Regions from separate parts of the Homo sapiens genome. Here region 1 is linked to region 2. Evidence: chromatin loops called from intact Hi-C (ENCODE). Cell type or tissue: ascending aorta. All regions are shown on one strand. Each heading gives the region's core, and the rest is flanking DNA. Links, peaks and the distances in the headings are about the cores only.

Evidence for each region. Hi-C counts contacts between places; a loop is a spot of excess contacts. Peaks named below come from ENCODE experiments on the same cell type or tissue, not always from the same donor. Only the 100,000 strongest peaks of a DNase experiment are listed, where the experiment ranks them.
Region 1: it touches region 2 in a loop (1.8-fold over the local background); 2 of 110 quality-filtered maps call a loop at or near these places.

What each region holds. Positions count from the first base shown.
Region 1 is chr2:144,712,172-144,717,562 of GRCh38, forward strand. The region is part of intron 1 of TEX41 (testis expressed 41); the gene reads left to right. Among named protein-coding and RNA genes, the nearest start is that of TEX41, 47 kb to the left of the region's middle. RefSeq lists an enhancer at 1-480. In ascending aorta, for the core only: no CTCF peak of the experiment used is centred there; no DNase peak of the experiment used is centred there; H3K27ac peaks cover 1,304 bases.
Region 2 is chr2:144,605,428-144,610,818 of GRCh38, forward strand. No RefSeq gene overlaps it. Among named protein-coding and RNA genes, the nearest start is that of TEX41, 60 kb to the right of the region's middle. RefSeq lists an enhancer at 3,594-4,095. In ascending aorta, for the core only: no CTCF peak of the experiment used is centred there; a DNase peak (open chromatin) is centred at 2,592; H3K4me3 peaks cover 854 bases; H3K27ac peaks cover 1,943 bases.

The DNA of each region.
Region 1 (5,391 bases), core at 255-5,254, 110 kb after region 2:
ATCAAACAAAGAGAATATAGAAAAAGTGGCGCAAGAGTGTTGGTAAAACACAAGGCCGTACAATCATTCATCCAAGAGGGAACCAGAAAGTTAGCTTTGCTGGGAAGATTGAGGCAAGGAAAACCATGGTGAGGGAAATGCCACTACTGTTAAAATTCAGCTGTAGGAGTACATGAATTTGCCTGCTGTGCTTTCAGAACCTTCTTGCATTTCTTTAGCTTTGTGTCTCTTTTATCTATCACACTGCTTTTAGTTTTAAGAAAACCACTCTTTGCTTTGTAAACATCATTTGAATCTTTCTCCCCTGGCTTGACCTGGTAATCACTATACTGTTTTCTAATTGGAATGAGGTGTTTATTTGGCTTTTCAAAGACCACCCCCCCCCAACCCCTGCAGCCCTGCCACCTTTCAAGAACTTAATTTTTAAAAACTAGTTCCTTGGTTTTTAGGTATATATTTCTAGTTCTGATGTGTTAAACTAGTCCAATGTGTCTTGAGCTTCCATGCTGGAATGCTGCTTGACTCTCTTCCAAACTGAAGTGCTTAAAAAATGTGAGGCACTACAACTATTTTAAATCTCTCTCTACGCTGCACATGGTGATTTAAAATAATTGAAGCTCTTCAAATTTTTATATGCTCTCAAATTTGGAAGTGATTGGTTCTGAGCATGTGCAGTACACAATGATTTAAGGTTATTAGAGTCTCTCAAATTTATCATGAGTGTTTCAGCTTGTGAGTGATAGGGGAACCTGGACTTTGGCAGCTAAAAATAATTTAAAAATTATCATTACACTCTGATGTTATAGAGGTGATCAGAATTCTGGACACTTGTGTACATTTTAAAGCTCACTGTTAAAATGACTCCTTTTTTAGATGCAAAAGGTAGTATTAGCCCACCAGAAGATGCATTTAAATAAACCACCTAAAATGCACCATAACAGAATTTTACTTTCACTGACATATTCCCCATTGATGACCTGAATAGGATCATGATTTTAAAGCCAAATGCTCAAATTTGGCAAGAAAAAGAACTGTTGTCTTCTAGCCCAATCATAACAAAGATATGTATTCAGTAAAAATACCTGACACGTTCTGGTGACAACACATAGAACCTATAGTCTGTCCTCATAAATTATACCATTTTTTGCTTTAAAGGACAAGGGGCTTTTGAACTACTACATAAATGATCACTTCTAATACATGGCTAAATTAGTTTTTTATTTAAATATTCCAAATAAAGTGCTTTTATTAAAGGTTATTAAACTTAAAAATGTGTATTTTATCCTCTCTTAGATGAAATATATGTGTTCATTTCTTAAGCCTTCTGTTTGCTTTGGTGGATGTTGAACCAAGCACAAAGAAAGGTACTTACTTATGAAATGTACAAGATAGAATACTCAGATGATTTACTTGGTCACTTGATGGTCACTTAACATTCCTTAGATCTTTTACCAAAGGATATTCTCTGAGCGGGAGCAGGAATATTTAAACTTTTGCTGAGTGCCCTGATGCCAGGATTCTAACATGTAAGGTAGATTTATGGTTCAAAGATAATATTATATAAGAAGAAATCCAGTCATTAAGAAGTCAGCTAAAATTCTTAACATGTTTTGTTTGTACCTTTGAAAGCCACATGGATGCTCTTTTACTTGATTTAAATGAAAGTGACAAAGGTGAAATTCCAGCACATTTCTCAGTCACTTCCCTTCCTCAGTAAATGTTTTCATTTTGATAAAAATTAGGATAAGTTGATTATGGATTTTATTTTTTTTAACCAAAACCTGGAGTTGGAGTTTGAAGTATTCTGGCACATGAAAACCATCTGATCTTATAAACTAGCTTTATAAATCCCCATATTTTTAATAGGGCAGAAATTTAACAGGATTAGAAATAGAAAATGCTAATAATAGAAACTATGTTGTATTTGGGATTTCTGTAACCCTGGGGATTTAGGGCTGTGAACTATGTAAAGTTCCACATTTGGTATAGCAGTCAACCTTTGCCCTCCAATTTATTATTAGTTTTTAAAGTTTGAAAAATTTTCTTATGTTTATGTATTTTTAGTCTCCAGTATTACTTTGCTCGTTTGTGCTGAATTTTGACAGGCAGAAAAACAATCTAGGCGAGCTTGTTCAATTTTTTGTGGCTGTGCTAAATTAAGAACATGTCATGTCAGTGGACTAGCGTTATGCTATTAAATAATTGAATTAATCTTTATTTAGGTCACAGGTAGAATGAGTATAATCTTTGCTGAACACGGAAGAATGCCTGGAAATTGCCTACTCCCAAAACATAGTTACACCAAAACGAAGTTTGTGCTTTTAGCTCTATCAGTTTGAAGTCCTTGGAAATGGGAAAAGTTACTTGGAAAGACTAACCTACGTTTGAGAGTTAGTTCAGTAGACCAATTCAAGTAAACATCTTGTATGTATTGATATGACTTTAAAAATAAAGAATGCCATTATTCCATATTTTAGTATTGCCTGCAGGGATAGCTGTTATAGTTTCTGAAACAATAAGAACATGAGTTACCATTAAAAAAAATAGCACACAGAATACACAACCCTTGGCCTTGAGAGACTGTTAAGGAGGTTTCTCAGGTTAAAACTCAATGTCCTTTTCAATTGCTTTGCAGTTTTATAGAAAGATCAGCTTAGTAAATCTTTTTCTATCACATATAAAATAGATCCCAGGAAGAACAAAAGGGATAATTAAAAACACCCTGAAACATAAAACTCGAAGCATGATATATGTGTTTGTTGTGTAGGTGTAAAAATATTTTTAATTTAAAAATTCTAAGAGAAATGATTAATACATTTGATTTCAAAGCAGTGAAGAGAAAAAGCCACTTCTGTACATCAAAAATAGCAAAATTGAAATACAAACAATAAGAAATATTTCTATAGATATCACAGCTGAGTTAATATCTATAATACAAAAATATCTAAATATATATAAAAGAATTAACACCTTAGTAGATAAAGAGGAAGGGGTAAAAAATGGTGAAAATAAAAATAGTTAAATTTATGAAAATAAGATATAATGAAATGGACTGTATTTAATATAAAATGAATAGGTTGAGATTAATATAATTATAAAATTTCTTAATTACAAGCTGTAAACATTTAAAGAAGGCCGTCATTTATTAGGTACATGTTTTTGAGTCTCTGCCAGGTACTGTACTAGGTTCTGAGGATATAGCTGTGAGCAAGATGTAAATAGTATACAGCCTGGAGAAGCTTGAATCTCTGGTTGGATTACAGAAAGTTAACAGGCAAATACAGGATGGTGTGATGATCACTTTACACCCAATCCAGACTTGGGGAGTCAGAAAAAGCCTCTCAAGGGAAGGAAGACATGGGTCCAAATGATTAGCATCATCCTTGTCTCTGCTTTTTCCCACAACCCTCATCCAAATCCCTCAGCAGACTTCTCATAACTACTTTTGAGATACACCGAGAGTCTGACCACTTTTGCATTCTTTAGTCCTATTATTCTGCCCAAGCTGCCATCACCCCTCTCCTGGATTATTGTTATAGCTTCCCACTTGGTCTCCTGCTTCCATTCTCCCAAACTATTCTGTTTTTGACACAGCCACCACTTCTGCATTCTTTAGTCCTATTATTCTGCCCAAACTGCCCTCACTCTTCTCCTGGAACATTGTTATAGCTTCCCATTTGGTCTCCCTGCTTCCATTCTCCCAAACTATTCTGTTTTTGACACAGCCACCAGGCACTTATAACCTGTGCCTTCTCACAATCCTGCAGAATTTCACAAGAAGACCCAGAGCCTTCTCTGATCTTCTCAACCCTTCATGATCCACCCCAGGAGCTTGTCTTATCTGAACCATGCTATTATCATCCTCTTTCTTCTCTTCCCCAAATGCACTAAGTTATTTTATCACTTCATGAGTTTGTACTTGCTGTCCTCTAGACTAGGAAAGCTTTTCTCTCAAATACGTGTATGACATTGCTTACTCACTCTGTCCATGTTTCTGCCCAAAGATTACATCATCAGAAGCCTTCCTTGACACCCTGTGTAAAATGGCGGTCCATGTCTTGCTCTGTGCTTTCACTTTACTTAGCTTTTCCTTATATTATTTATCACGTCTTGACATATTTACTATTCATTATCTGTCCCTAATGTAAGATTATTGAGATCAGGGACTGTCTCACTGAGGGTTCAACCAAAGAAACAGAATCAATAGGAGTCTGCCTATGTATGTATATATGTATGTATGTATGTATGTATGTATGTATGTATGTATGTATGTTTCTATCATCTATCTATCTATCTATCTATCTATCTATCTATCTATCTAAGAACTGAATTGTATGATTGAGGAAGCTAGTTAAGCAAGTCTAAAATCCAAAGGGCAGCCCTTCTGAAAGAGAAGATTATGGGCTGGCTGAAACTCACAGGCAAAGGCCTATGCTGCTGCCCACAGGCAGAATTTTTTTTCCAGGAAGCTCAGTTTTGCTTTTAAGGCTTTCTGATGAACCACATTGGCCACCCAGATTATCTGAGATGTTTTTTCTTACCTAAATTAAGTGATTATGGATTTTACTTATATCTGCAAACTCCCTTTACATCAGCATCTAAATTAGTGTTAGATCTAGATTAGTGTTGGTTAAATAACTGGAGACTCTATGCTTGCCAAACTGACCCATCAGAAAAACCATCACATTGGAAAAACTTTATCTGCGAATCAATAGAGCCCCAGACACACAGAGGGAATTTAACTTATTCAGAAGCATTTCTGCATAGGTCTCTGCTAGGTGCTCAGAGAATATTTGGGAAAAAGGAAGAGAACTGGAGAGAGTCCCCTCAATGCTTTAGGTGTGAAGGAGGTGATTGGCTGCCAGGAGTAGGGAGATATAAATCTCCTTTCCTGGACACTTTTCTTCTATGAAGAAAAGAACCTGTCAAGGGAAAAGCAGTAAAGCCCCTCTTTCAGGTTCAAGTATTTCTTCTGAGGAGAAGAGGAAGCAAAATTTGTCTGCTTCTTGCGGAGGGGACAGGAGAACGGAGGGATAGGAGATGATCTCTTAGGAAACAAGCAAAATTCCATTGCTGTTAGAAATGATGAGATAGTGGAAACAAACAAACATAAAACATCCTATCCCCAGGAGAGCAGCAGAAACCCGCCTTGGGCTCAGAATCCAGTATATATAACAATCAGAGATCTGCTACTTTTAGGGGAGAGATGGAAAACTCCCACCCAACTACAGATAAAAGGTAGAGTATTGCTGCCATGAATAGGTGGGGCAGTAATGCTGAGAGGGCCCAGGCATGGGCCTAAGACTGAGGCTGGACTGGGACAAGAGAAAACTTCCTTATCCCCATCACAGCTTGGTGCTGAATAACAAGGGACAAAACAGTTTACTACTG
Region 2 (5,391 bases), core at 104-5,103:
TATCTTAAAAACTAAGCTGTTTCACTTCCTCATGAAAAAGCAAATTTCTTGAAGATAGGTTTCCATTTCATGTTTGTAATCCTGAAGTGCCTAATCTTTGATACATATTTGGGTGGAATGAATGAAAATATCCTACCTCCCCACAAAAGCAAGATATTTTTATTACTGGCTACATATTGTAGTGGAGAGATTGCCTAAGATAGGAAAGGGTCAAAATGTCCAGTTTCTCCTTCCTGTGGTACAAGCTACTAGTCATTAGTCAAGTTACTAAATCTCGCTGAATTTTAGTATTTATAGTTATAAAATGATGAAACAAATAAATTTTCTCCTTAGAGAACAGGTGCTTTGAGATCAAGAACAATGAAATAATAAAATATTGCATAGCCTGGTCAGTACATTACAAATGGAAATTATTATTATTTTGAAGATGTGTTACTGTTTTCTCTATTAAGATTCTTATTTTCCTGTGTTTGGGCTGGAATGATAACCTGTCAACCTTCTTAGTAGATAGTATTTAATTTTATTTTAAATTTAATATCTAAGGATTTTTTTTAAATAGAAGTGGCAATTATATGTGCACACAATTTTAAAACTGCATTTAATTATTTTTCTTTCTTTTGCTTCCCTCTTTTTTTAATGGAAGGGTAATATACTTGCAGAAAAGTGCCCAAATCATTGGTGAAGAAGCTCATATAAACAGCAACTTGATCAAGAGGTCAGCATGTCAGAGATTCCCTCACGCCCTTTCTAATCACTACCCAACTCCCTCCACCTGAGAGGGGACCAGGGTCCGGGCTTCCAATACTATCACTTAGTTTTCCAAAATATCATGTCAAAATGGAGTGGAATCAGGGCATCTGCTAAGATGTGTGACAGCAAATTCGCCTCTGGGCAATTCGTCTCTGGGTTTTAATTGTGTACTTTAAAACTAAGGAGGCTAAACCTTTAAGTTTCTTTTCCATCTCAGCATTTAATGATTCTGCTAAAAGACAATCTGTGTGTTTAAGTTAGCACTATTTTTATACAACATCTACTGTGGTTTTTCATCTCAGGTGGAAGTTCACAGGAGGCATGTGCTAAATGAAAGGTGGCCAGTTAACTGTATCCTCTACCATGAATAAAACCAAACTCCTAATCCAACATGGGCCCAAGAGGAGTAGGTGAATGAGGACTGATGAACTGAGGGAACTGAGGGCATTCCACCTCTCCCACAGTCCTGGAAACATTGCCTCAAAGCACTCTCTTCTGCTTGGTGCCTTGGGCAACAGCACTGTACACAAAGAGCAGAAAATCCCCTGTAATTTGATCATTTTAGATGTAGCATTCAATTGTGGGATGAATATAAACTTCTGCCATTTAGCAATTAAAATACTGTTTGGGTAGCAATGTAGACTACATAAGTAATTAAGATCTCCTTTTTGTCTTACTGGTATCTAGAAGGAACCCATCATTCTATGACTTCTGTCCTCAGAAGCTGAGTGAGATGAGGAAGAACAAATTAGGATAACTTCCTCCAAAAGTCAAAACAATAAGCCCTGCTGCCTTCCTCCAGTCTGTGGCACATGCTGTGCCATGGTTTGAGTTTTCTGTAGTTGTAGGAGTCTTTTTATCATGAGGAATGTATTTAAATGGTTTTACTCTATAATCTCTCCTGAACGATTTCTTCACATGGAAGGATTCATTTTTAAGGTGACCAAAGAGATAAGTGAGTGAGAACCTACTTTCCAATATGCCCAGGACCCCGAGACACTAAGTCCCCAAGGGAAACTACACAAATCTCCAGGACTCGAGGGGACATATTACTCCAATACTTCCTGTTCCGGGCCTGAACCAGGACACGAGTCTTGACCCCTGTCCCAAAGTAATCTCTTCCCCAAGATGTTCATGTGGAGAAGTAGAACTCAAGTCTCTTTTCCTTGGGAAACACTGCATAGAACCGCATGGCCCACGGAAACAACAAAAACTTGATTGCTCCCAGTCGTGGTGCCTCAAAGTCTGTTTTCAGTTCCTGGTCATGGCTGCCCAGGTTGGGGGCATGGTGAACCACAGGTTCACACGATATTATGTGCCACAGCTTGATCCAACGTTAGGAAGGGCAAGAGACACACACATATCCTCCTCTGGTCAGTTATGGAAGGTGTCTTTCCACTCCTGCAGGGGAATCCGTATTCAACTGAGAATGAGCAGTTGTCTCCCCTGTAGCCTTGTTGGTTGAGGAGAATGCTTTCTGCTTACCTTTGTGAAAATTGCTTAAATACAATTACACTCCCAACCAGCATTTCCCCTGTCTCTTCCAATGTCCAACAAGAAACCCAACCCCCAAATCTAAACACCAGACAAGTAGCTAGAAAAATGAAAATAAATGTTCAAATCCAAAAGCTGTGTGCTTCTGTGATTGAAAATCTTTTTCTTAGCGAGTGGGAGTTGCTTTCATCATTGCTGGTCATATGTTTTTGTTTTTCATTTTCTGGTGGAGAAGTTTTCTAGGGTATTTTTCAAACTTTCCAGCTTAGCAAAGCGTTGGCTAAAATTGAAAAGAGAACTAGGCGTCAAGTCGGAGGCAGCATTAGGTTTGTTCTTGTGGGGGGGGCAGGTTGCTGACACAGCGAAAATAAGACAAAACATTTGAAACTTCTGGCTTTGTACTTCTCAAATGCCTCTTTTAGAAATCGCTTAAGTCGTTATTAACATCCACCACCCACCTTCCCTTTTTGGTCCTGACATTGGGTAATAATAGATAATGTTGACATATGTTCCCTGCTGGTCAGAAATACTATACTTCTGTGAAAGGTAACATTTTCAAGCTATGACAAAATGTATTTTACTTGGACAGAACATTAGTTATTGGACTAATCTCAGAATGTGGGCTGTGGGGTAAAAGTTTTAACATTTTAGTTGTGGGAGAAAGTTTGTTGAGAGAGTAAAAGCATCAGTATGGGGTTTGTTTAGCTTTCACCATTTCCAAAGGTATTGGCTTGCTGTCAAACTCTCATGTCCTTAGGAATGTAAAGGAAACATTCTCAGTATGTATGAAGAACAGCTGTCCATGGACGCAGCAACTTTCAAAAATGATTACACCCAACTTTCCTGCAGTATGGATTATGGAATCAAAAAATATTTTTTCACTGTGTACCAAAGAATTCCGTTTTACAGGCCAGTTTTGAAGCTTTTAACTGCATGAGACATATGCTGCAGTTCTGTTGTTTGTTCTCCATGTGATGTACTATGAAATGTGTTTTTTAAAAAGGGGGAGAAAAAGAGGAGAAAGGGAGAGAGTGAGAGAGAGGAAAGTGTGCAAATTCTTCTGATCAAATGTGGTCTTCAAAACTACTTTTGAAACTAATTTAGGGGATGAGTTAGGAAATGCCCCAGCTGGCTTCCATGCTACCGAAGTCTGAACAGCCCTTTGCAAAGCTGGAAAAATTGATTTTGTTTTGAAGGCTCACACAGACTTTAGTGTTGTGGAAGTTGGACAGAGTTTTTATTGAATCTGGTCCTTTGTGTTTTATGACAGTCTGAATGGGTATTAAGATTCCACGAATAAATCCCCTGCCATTTCTGAGATTTCTGATATAAACATGAGCTCCGTCAATTTGTTCTCTGTACAAATGTCTTTCAGAATGTTAACAAACATGGTGCATTGATGAATGGGCTGGCCTATGGAGTGCAGTCTGCTTTACTTGGTAGGGCATGTTGCTATGATTTTTCTTTTGTTTCTCAATGCTATGGCCACCCAGAAATGGGGGCTGTTGAGGGGTGGTGAACTTCAAGACTTGAGGACAGGGGAGAGTTAGCTCAAGGCTGGTTGGAGAAGTGGTGTTAATGGCCTTCAATTGAAAGTCTGGCCAGACACCACATCAAGGGGATTGTGGATTGGCCCTCAGGAAATGTATTAAGTCTTTTCTTAAGTGCCTCAGGTGAATTACTTAGAGGAACACAGGTAGCAAAGAAGAGAATATATTTTTAAGATATAATCTTTCTATATTCTGCATAAGTTTGTATTTTTTCAGTGTACTTTAAACTCAAATGTCAAATTGATAATACCCTAAAATTAGTTTCCAACTAAATACTATAATTTAAAGCAAGCAAGCCAAAAAAATTAAGTCTCAGTTTTTATGATAAAAATTAGGTCATGTATAATATAAACACTTTTGAAGGAGAATTATGATAGAGTTTCAGGAAATGTTATGTTCCACAATTAATGGTAGTAAAAAGTTGTATATTGTATAATTTGAAGTTCTGTAATGTGTAACTATCATTTTAGGTATAATTCTGAACTTAGCATTGGGTTTTCATTTTGAAGCACAAGCCCAAATCTTAGTGGCCTAATCTTATTCTTCAGATATTTAATGCCCAGACGGGAGCTGTAATGGCTCCTAAGAATTTCTTATGTGGTTAAACTGCCCAGCAGTGTCCAGCTCTTTACTTAGCTTTTACATAATTGCCTTCTAGGGTGGTTATCTGGTATATGGAGCCGTTCCCTAGCCATATTCTCCTCTACACATTGCCCTTCCTGGGGACTTAGTACAGAACCTGGGTAATCAGTTTGGGGTTCAATTCACATTCATGATGCAATCGATGCATTAATGGGGATGTTTCATGGGAGATTTTAATACACTCTGTTATTGGCGTTATAAATTGGGCCAGTTAACTTGATGTACTTCTCTTTGTGGTCCAAATTCTGCCCTCTGTTTCTTACTTGAAATTCCCATTGAAGTAGTAATTACCAAGTGGAAGAATACTAAAAATGTTCAGCCAAATTCTGTTCTATGTTGCTATCATGTAACTCCCGATGAAGTTAATTACGACTTAGTCAGAACTAGTGCTACATCTTAAGGGCTTTGGAACTCTGTGATCTGCCATCCAAGACACCAGGCCAGCAGCCTGCCTTTAAATATCTCATTTTAAGAGGTAAATTGACCCTGTTGAAGGTAAGAAATGGCTATTGCCAGTAACTATATGTGTAATGGGGCTTAAATAGTAGAACTTAACATATTTGAACCTCAGGAAGTTTGATCTTTTTGTAGTTTTCCTCTTTGGGGAAGCCTGTTTCACAGAAGCTTTAATTCTCTTTAGTGCACTGAGTCTATTGATATGAGTTACCTCCTGTCCCATTCTCCCAAGCATCCCTTAACTGTAACAGTATATAATTTTTATTTCCATTAATTATATAACATTTGCTTAAGTCATCACTACTTAGCTATTATTTCCTGGAGCTAAACCATTATCTTCCTTAAATACAGATGTTTATATTATGCATAATATAATTTCTTTCATAAGAATTCATTATAACTTTTCAAAATACTTTGGCTCTCATTTAGCCTATGTCTCAGTTTAGCTTTTTTTTTTTTTTTAATGGAAAAAAGGGCCCCATGACCTATTGGATAACGA